Linked DNA regions of Homo sapiens: region 1 is linked to region 2. A link is a loop called in an ENCODE intact Hi-C map of the cell type or tissue named here. Cell type or tissue: prostate gland. All regions are shown on one strand.

What was found. Peaks named below come from ENCODE experiments on the same cell type or tissue, not always from the same donor. Only the 100,000 strongest peaks of a DNase experiment are listed, where the experiment ranks them.
Region 1: a loop joins it to region 2, with 7 times the contacts of the local background. A loop is called at or near these places in 6 of 110 quality-filtered maps.

The regions. Positions count from the first base shown.
Region 1 is chr6:160,428,059-160,433,058 of GRCh38, forward strand. The region is part of intron 5 of SLC22A3 (solute carrier family 22 member 3); the gene reads left to right. Among named protein-coding and RNA genes, the nearest start is that of SLC22A3, 82 kb to the left of the region's middle. In prostate gland, no CTCF peak of the experiment used is centred here; a DNase peak (open chromatin) is centred at 227; H3K27ac peaks cover 1,871 bases.
Region 2 is chr6:160,144,616-160,149,615 of GRCh38, forward strand. All of the region lies in intron 8 of SLC22A1 (solute carrier family 22 member 1), which reads left to right. Among named protein-coding and RNA genes, the nearest start is that of SLC22A1, 25 kb to the left of the region's middle. In prostate gland, no CTCF peak of the experiment used is centred here; no DNase peak of the experiment used is centred here; H3K27ac peaks cover 3,180 bases.

The DNA of each region.
Region 1 (5,000 bases), 280 kb after region 2:
GTCAACAGGCTCCCTTCCCCACCCCCCCACCCACACACACAAACAAAAAATAAAAATAAAACGCTCTCAGCTTTGCTTTTAAGAAATGAAGAAATGTTCCAACATGTGACCCACAGCTGCAATCCGTTCACCTTTGCCAATACTGAGGCTGCCCTCTGGGTCCCTCCTGGGACTGCATAGATAGAGGCCCATTTGCTGTTCTGGGCAGCATGCCCAGTCATCTAGGAGGTGGGGGACTGGGGCACTCTTTCAGGCCAACTCAAACTAATGGAATAAAATATCTTCTCCATGCAGTGTCTCAAAGAAAGAGCCACCTGGGCTGCAGGTGACCAGACTCGCTCAGTGCAGCACGGTAGCTCCTAGCCTCATGTGCAGTCAAACACATGAGATGTGGCAAGTCTGAACTGAGATGTGCTATCAAGTAAACTGTACAATGGATTTCAAAGATTTAATAGGAAGCAAAGAGTATGGAACGCCTCATGAATAATTTCATATTGGTTACACCTTGAAATGATCATGTTTTGGATCTATTGGATTAAATGAAAAGTATTATAAATTAATTTCCCCTGTTTCTCTTTATGTTTTTTAATGTGGCCACTAGAAAATGTAAATGTACTCGTGTGGCTCACATTATATTCTTACTGGACAGCATTGGTCCAGAGGACTGGGATTTATTTTTAACTACTTTAATAAACATCAAACATTTGTGATAATTTTAATACAAATATTTCCCCATCGTATATGCTCTTGCATGGTAAATATTTTATCTACTCTTGTTTTAAAGGATAAGGAGGTTTTCAAAAATTGCCGAAGTACTACAGGTAATTTGGCAAATTCTCTTTTATGGGTACCAGATAGTGCTATTTCCACCCAGAAGCTGGCTACAGCTCTGTAATGTGACATGCTTACTCCTGGCTATTCTGGGCTGGTCCTCGTCTGACTAATGAGCTCATTATCCACTGGGCAGTGGGATGGAAGGACATGAGCACCTCAGCTGTCACTGCCGAGCTTCCTCCCAGCCCCACCAGGCCCTCTGGTTCCTGATGCTTGTCTGTAAGACCAATGGGTACTTTAACTTTTGAAGGTGGTTTCTGGTTCCCCCAATCGGTGAGCCCAAAGACCTCAAATAACATTTTATTCACACAGACTTCTTAGAGATGAAAAGTTTCTAGAGAGCAGAGCCTTTAGGGAACTAGTGATGATGCATTCACTGAATAAATCACAGTATTATACTCAAGAGCAAATACGTTTTCTTTCTTATTGGTGTCATCTTTCCTTGTGAAATACGGCAACTGATGAAGAAGTCTCCTATTGAGAATAACCAGACGAAATCACAAGGCTAGACAAGCAGCTACTAACACCATCCCCTTCCCCCTGCCCATGGTAAACCCTGCTGGCAAATGTATTTCTCCCTCCTAAACCTGGGAGGACTCACGTTTCTGCACCCAGAGCCCCAGGTGGAAGTAAACAATGGGAGTGAGCCGATGAGGTGGGATTGCTGTTCCTTGACTCTTAGTGCTTCTCATGCTAGTCTCCTGGGGATGCAGTTAAAATGCAGATTCTCTCTCTAGATCTGGGGCGGGGCTTGTTCAGCAGGCTCCCAGGGGAGACCAACGCTGCTGACTTGTGGGTCATACTTTGAGTTGCAAGGTTGCGTACGTGGTATTTGCCAGTGTGCACATTCATGAAAAAGTATCCTGCCTTAAGCCTGGTAGATCCACAGTTCCAAATCAACATTAAATACATCTGGTATACTTAAGAAAATTCAACATAAAAAGAAATCCATTTCTTAAAAAAAAAAAAGGCAGAGCAACCATTCTCTTTATCTGAGGACCTTTAAAAGCATCTGCCTTTATGTGTCACAGCATTAGCTACTAATTACTAAAGGAAAAAGTGCTGGGTGAATTATCACCTGAAAATAAAGTAACTCTCAAATGTTATAAAACATAAGATTAATGTTGACAGCCTCTGTTACTATGACATATTGTGTGCCAGGTGTGTGTGTGTTATAGGTGCATATATGTATATATATACACACTTGTATGTATCTGTGTATATGTACACATATCTATGTATCTATATAGACAGATGGGTTATTTAAATGAATTTTCAAAACACTAATAAGGTGTGATTTGATAAATGAATAATATTTAATAATAATATTAAAATAATATATTTGAATATTATTATTCTCCTGCTACTGATGAGAAAACTAAGGCTCAAACAGTTTAAGTAACATGCTAGTAAAAAAATGTTCTGAGTAGAATACCACATGTCTGGCCTAACCCTGACTGTCTTTTTTCTGACCCGAGACCAGTCCTCCACGTGGGGAGCTCTGAACACCATATTTATAACAGATGGTTATTTATAATGTCTTTCTCTTCTTTGGCAATTTAAATGAAGACGTCAACTTGAAGAAATGTTTCACCAGGAAGAATTGCAAAGAGAGCTGAATTAATCAAAGAAAGACGAATAAAGTGTTCTTTTAATATGGAGTACATAATTGTTGATGGAAAACACAGTCTTGGCAGAATTAAAAGATAATCAAAGAGATGAATAGGGCAAATAGCAATTCAGCTCATTAAATAAATACAAGGAAACTAACCTCTGCAGTTTAACCTTGAGCGATACCTTTTCCCATGAATAGAGAGTGTCGATACTAGGCAACAAGCCTCTGAACAGATAGTGTTACCCGGAACATCACCCTTTTCTCCCTTTGCTTCAAATCAAAACCAGCATCCCCCATTTAGACAGCATAAAAGGTATGACAAAACGGGACGCCAAGTGAGACACTGTTGATTCTGTTTCTATGAAATTCTAGAAAAAGCAAAACTGTCATGACAGAAAGCAGATCTGGGTTTCCAGAGCCCAGAGTGGGGGGAGGGGACTGACTTCACTGAGACACAAGGAAACTTTTGGGGATCATGGAAAGGGTCCGTACCACGGTTGTGGTGGTGGTTATAAGACTATATATTTGTCAAAAGTCTTCAAAGTGTGCACTTAGAATTGCTGAAGTTTATTGTACATAAATTACATGTAAATATCATAAAGTGCATGTAAATGGTATGTGAGGTAATAAAGCAATTTTTTAAAAACAATTTTAAACCTGGTATAGCATTTTGTTTTTTTGTGTGTCTGACTCAGACCAGGCAAAATTTAGTAACCCTTTGGCAACAGAAAATCAGCACAGATATAGAGCTAGAAGTTATTGTAAAAGAATAATAGTGGCGGCCGCCACGGCGCAGGAGTTGCCAAGATTTTCCTGGATGAATTCCATCCAAGATACGGTTTTAAGTCTCTCAAGGCCTTTGGATGCCTAGAAAGTGGGTCATCTTTCAGAATATCTGCGTCACTGTGGAGATGTTAGTAAATCAAAGACCAGCTGGATTTGTCCTTAAATGTAGCAAAATATGTACTTGCTTGGAAGTACTCTTAATCCTTTCATTCACTGGACAGGGAAGACTGGTTTCACAGTCCTGACTCCCTTCATTCGTTATCAACACCTCGTATTTTTTTTTTGGTAGATGATATATATGAGGCAGTAAACTTGTGGTCTGGAAAAGCAGAGATCATATTACCACTCTGTTTTAACTTCTAAAAGTTTGAAATTAAGACTTATACCAGGTATTTTTATGGAGTGGATTGGAGTATAGAAGCAATTATTTTAACTATTTGCTAAAAAAAAATTGCCTAAAATATTCAGTTATTAAAGGAAAAGCATTGTTCTGGATTGGATTCTTCAGATAATTCTGCTTTTGGCAACAAGTAACAGAAAACCAACTTAAATAGGTTTGGACAATAAGGACATTCACTGGCTCGTGTGTCTGGAATTCTAGCAACAGCAGCATTCAGGGTTGGCCAGACCAGGATCTCAACAATCTTATTAAACCATGGTTTTCTTCTCCTCTCTCCACTCTGTTGACAGGATAGCTTCATCTTAAGACTTGTTGTCTCATCAGTGTAAGATGACTGCTAAGTTGTATGTGAGCCCACAATTTCCTCATTCATTCCTTGAAGGAAGAAAAAAGATTTCTTCAGGAACTTCTGACTTAAAAGCAATGAAGGACTTTCCCAGAAGTCCATTTCTCATTGGCCCGAATTGGGTTGTATGCCCATTTCTCATTGGTTCAAATTGGGTCACGTGCCCAGTCACTGACATGGAGGATACGATTTCCCTAAACTAATCAGGCCTCCCGCTACAACTAGAAGGAGACTCAGCTCCCACAAACATATGAATTGATGGTGCGGGAGAGTGTAGTGGGAATTCTGTTAGGAAAGAGAAGGAAGTCAACAATCGGGTACGCTGTGTCTAATTTAAGTCCATGACTTTAAAAGTGAGCTTTTTTTTTTGTTACAAAAATAATGTAGGCTTAATTTTTTTTTTTTTTTTGAGACGGAGTCTCCCCGACACCCAGGCTGGAGTGCAATGGCACGATCTCGGCTCACTGCAACTCCGCCTCCCAGGTTCAAACGATTCTCCTGCCTCAGCCTCCCGAGTAGCTGGGATTACAGATGCCCACCACCAAGCCCAGATATTTTTTGTATTTTTAGTAGAGACGGGGTTTCACCATGTTGGCCAGGCTGGTCTCGAACTCCTGACCTCGTGATCCGCCCGCCTTGGCCTCCCAATGTTAGGCTTAATTTTTAATTTTCAGAGATTATTTGTAGCTGAAAAGAAGAAAGTAATTAATGAAATGATACGGCATACTTTTAAACAATAAATATCATATTCTACATACTGCAGACACATTACCGCATAATGGTTAAAAATACAGACTTTGCTATCAACCTCCTGGTTCATCTTCTTACTGTCTGTGTGTCCTCCTTGGGTAAGGTACATAGCTTTCCTCCACCTCAACTTCTTTCTCTCTGTAATAGGAATGATAGTAGTATCTGTACAAGTTTCTCCAGCACTAAGCCTCTCATTCAGGGGTCAGCAAACTACAGCTTGCAGGCCAGACATGCAGGCAACCTGTTTTTGTAAATAAATTTTATTGGAA
Region 2 (5,000 bases):
TGCCAAAATTGTCTTCTTTTTAAAGGCTGAGTAATATTCCATTGTACATATATACCACATTTTGTTTATCCATTCATCTGTCAATGGACACTTGGGATGCTCCACTTCTTGGCTATTGTGAATAATACTGCTATGGACATGAATGTACAAATATCTCTTCAAGATATCTTTCAATTCTTTGGGGTGGAATATCCAAAAGTGGAATTACTGGATCATAATCTAATTCTATTATTAGTTTTTTGAAGGAACGGCTGTATTTTTTTTCCATAACGGCTACACTATTTTACATTCCCACCAACAGTTCACAAAGGTTCCAATTCCTCCACATCCTTGCCAACACTTGTTAATTTCTGTTGGTCTTTTTGATAGTAGCCATCCTAATGGGTTTGAAGTGTTATCTCATTGTGGTTTTGATTTCTCTGATGATTAATTATGTTGATCATCTTTTCATGTGCTTGTTGGCTATTTGTGTATTTTCTTTGGAGAAATGTCTACTCAAGTCCTTTCCCCATTTTTGAACTGGTTTTGTTGTTCTTGAGTTGTAGCAATGGTTTATATAATCTGGAGATTAACTCTTTATCAGGTACAAAATCTGCAAATATTTCAGCCCATTCCATAGGTTACCTTTTCATTCTGTTGATTGTGACCTTTGATGCACAGAAGTTTTTGATTGTGATGTAGTCTAATTTATCTCTTTTTACTTTTGTTGCCTTTTCTTTTGGTGCTGAAGAACTTTTTTTTTTTTAATCAAGTTTATTGAGGTACAATTGACAGAGTAAAATTCACTGCTTCTAACATGCAGTTAGATTAGTTTGACGACACACACACACACATACACTCACACACACGTATATATAGTCATTTAGCCACTGCCATGATGAAAATAGAGAATATTTCCATCACCCCCAAAAGGTTCTTCATGTCTCTTTGCAGTTAATACCCTTTTCTTCTCACCTCCAGACCATGCAGTTTTAGCTTTTCCAGAATGAGCTGTAAATGTAATAATAGGGCACGTCACCTTTTGTGTTTGGCTTCCTTCACTTAGCATGATGAAACTCACCCACTTGTTGGATGTATCAGTGTTTTGCTTGTTGTTGCTGTATAGTACTCCAGCATGTGAATGTCAGTGTGCCACAATTCATACACTGTTTAGCTATTCACCACTTGAGGGACATTTGAACGGCTTCCTTCAGAGGGATTCTGATGCAGATGCTATAGACATTTGGGTACAGGCCTTTGAGTGGATACATGTTTTCATTTACGTTGGGTTAAAAACTCAGGAGTGGGATTGTTAGGTCATATGGTAAGTGTGTGTTTAATTCTATGAGAAACTGTCAGACTGTCAGACCGTTTTCCGAAGTGGCTGTGCCATCTTGCGTTCCCACCAGCCATGTTTGAGGAATCCTGTCGTTCCACATTCTCATCAGTGTTTGGTGTTGTCAGCTTTTTTTTTTTTTGAGATGGAGTTTCACTCTTGTTGCCCAGGCTGGAGTGCAGTGGCGTGATCTCGGCTCACTGCAACCTCTGCCTCCCAGGTTCAAACGATTCTCTTGACTCAGCCTTTTGAGTAGCTGGGACTACAGGCGTGCACCACTGCGCCTGGCTAATTTTTTGTACTTTTAGTAGAGACAGGGTTTCACCATGTTGGCCAGGCTGGTCTTGAACTCCTGACCTCAGATGATCTGCCCTCCTTGGCCTCCCAAAATGTTGGGATTACAGGTGTGAGCCACCACACCTGGTCTGGTGTCAGCTTTCTAAAAGTCATTTTGGTAGGTAATGGTATTATTGTGACTTGACTTTTCCTAATTACTGATAATGTTGAGTATCTTTGTCTGTACTTAATTGCCTTCTGTATCTTGGAAGACTTAGTTTTAAATGAAGATTATTTTAATTGTAAAAGTAAACACTTTACTTAAAGTTCTAAGAAATTCTAGTTTGTTAGAAATTCCGTATGTTACTTAAACTCTTTTTCCTCTGTATACATTGTTTCTTCTCCTTATGTCATCATACCAGTAGTTTCTAGGAAATACCCCAGCTCCCTAATCTCATCTTATACATGCGCAGTGCTCTGAGCCCTTCAGTAAAGCCAGAAGGCACCAGGATGGCCTTGATTCACTCTTTCCTGACTAATCCTTTATTAACAGGCCATGTCTGAGACTCTCATTGGTAAAAAGTTACTGGGACTGAGTACAGGAGATGAAGGCATATTAAAAAGAAAACCTTCTATATTTGGCAGTTCTGAGCCCAGAGTCTAAAATAGCCAGGCCAAACAATTCCATTGTCATGGCCACTGGGCCAAGGGGACTGACTCAAAATGTAAACTGTGAAAGGTACTGAGTGTGTAGTTCTCTAGGGAGAAAGGCCAAGCAACCCATCCCCGAGGAGCCCTCGACCACTGCTCAGAGAGCTGGTGGGAGAATCATTCTCATTCACTAGGGAGGGAAGCTAGATGTTCAGAAAAAACTCTCAACTTCTTATGTACACACGCGCACACACACAAGGTAAGGCAGTCATTCAAGTTCCAATATTTCTAATCAATTGAATCAAATTTAATTTGCAGAGAAGGAATAATTTCTGTGACTTTATTACTTTATAAGCACTCCAAGTTTAGACAGTCTCTATGTAAACCATTCTGACCCTGCCTCCGTTCCAGGCAGTTTCAGAGTTGGACTGCTCTGCTCCTCTTCACTTTGTGCAGCACGTGTTGTAAGAACATTCATTTGGCATTAATACCCACTGCCTTGTTTTGAAAATGATCTTTCCATTTTTATCTCCTCACCTTCTCATGAGCTCCTTGAAAACAGAAACCACATGTCATGTCATACTTCTCTGTACCTCACAGAACTCTTCCACAGCCAGACTCACTACATGCTGTAGAATGACTCAATGAATGAAGTACCGCAAACATCTGAATTTTAAATAAGGGGCCTAGTTCCCTACTTCTTCTAGCTTCTGTGTGCTTGCCATTTTTTTCCTTTTAACAATAATTTTTTAAAAATAGTAAAAAATAACTGTGTCTTTTCTTGCACCTCTTGGAAATCACACAAAAGCTATTAGAAGAATGAGGGATAATGCAAATGTGTTTGAAACTGTGATAACATGAAAAGACAATCTACAAGAGGAAGGGCTGCCTAGTGTGTGAGGTCTAAGGGAGTCCGAGAAGATTCCAGGAAAGGACCCCTGTGACAGCAAATCGTAGGCGAGGCCAGCAGCTTTCCAAAGTAGACAGCGTGACTTGAAGGGTGTGATCCATGGTCCCTTGTTTGGAGAAACAGAATGATGGGTGCATGGGCTGGAGGTGGAAGCTCCCTTCCCTGGATGTTGTATGGCTGAAGGTGAAGCAGGGAGGGCAAGGCTGTAAAAGAAGATATGCAGGAACTTTCAGACAGCAGTTACTGAGAGGCGGGTGGAAGAGACTAGCTCCACACCATCAGCCCCTGTAGATCAGGAATAAGTGAGCCAAAAAAATCTAATCATATACAACCCTGATCAAAGAAAGAATTTCTACTAGCCCAGAACATGGCCTGGCTGCTTCCCCACAAACCCTTCTAGAAATGGCTGATAGAGGAAGAAATAACAGTATGAAAAGATGAGTAATAAACAAAAAAGTAATTCATTCAGGAGGTACACAAACATATCATGAGATAAAGGGGGAAAGGAGCAGAAAAAGCAAAAGGCAAATGAAGAACATGTACCAGAAAAATGCTGTAACAACATAGATCAAAGTTCTAACTACATATACTACCAAAATGTAAAGTATTAATAAATCAGTCATCTCTATAAAAATAAGACTTTAAAGCAGAGGTATAGTTCTAGAGAGAATATCTGGCAAGACAATAGAAGACACTGAAGCTGTCTTAAGAAAGAAACGAAAAAGAAAAATTAAGAAGTGGAGAAATTCTTGCATTTGAGAAATGAAAAACCAATTTGAACACAATGCAAAGGAGAATAGATTCAGTGAGGGAAAGGCAAGACAGGACTAAGAGTTGCAAAGTAAAATGGAAATAAGAAATAAGCAGAGTTTAATCCAGGCATGGTGGCTAACGCCTGTAATCCCTCACTTTGGGAGGCTGAGGTGGGCAGATCACTTGAAGCCAGGAGTTCGAGACCAGCCTGGCCAACATGGTGAAACCCTGTCTCTACTAAAATTACAAAAATTAACTGGGCATGGTAGTGCATGCCTATAGTCCAAGCTACTCAGCAGGGTGAGGCAGGAGAATCACTTGAACCCAGGAGGTGGAGGTTGCAGTGAGACAAGATCGAGCCACTGCACTCCAGCCCGGGCAGGGAGACTTTGTCTCAAAAAAGAAGAAGAAAAAAAAAAAAAAAGAAATAAGAAATAAGTAGAGTTTCAAAGGTTCTATGCATGTATGTATGTATATAGTCCGTAAACTTTTTGGTTAAAAAAAAAAAAGATATATATATATACACCCCCTGCCCACACACATACGCAATAAATATACTTCGGGAATACATCTGAAAATAAAAGAATGCTTGAATCTATAAATTAAAGGGACACATGTAACAGAAAAAACTGACCCAGTGAACAATTATTAGGACATATTTTTATTTGGTTACTATACTTTAAAGATAGAGAAAGAGTCACCAAGTAGCCAGGCTGAAAGTTTGTCACCTATATAAGAAGAACAAATTGTTATCATTTGATGAAGACAGTCAATGCCTGCAGTGACCTCAAGAAAATAAAGTGCAATCCAGTGATTTTTATTATTGTTTTTTTGAGACAGGCTGGAGTGCAGTGGCATGATCTCGGCTCACTGCAACCCCTGCCTCCCCACTTCAAGTGATTCTCCTGCCTCAGCCTCCTGAGTAGCTGGGATTACAGGCGTCCACCACCACGCCCAGCTAATTTTGGTATTTTTAGGAGAGATGGGGTTGGTCAAGCTGTTCTCGAACTCCTGACCTTAGAAGATCTGCCTGCCTCTGACTCCCAAAGTGCTAGGATTACAGATGTTAGCCATCACGCGCGAATCCAGTGAATT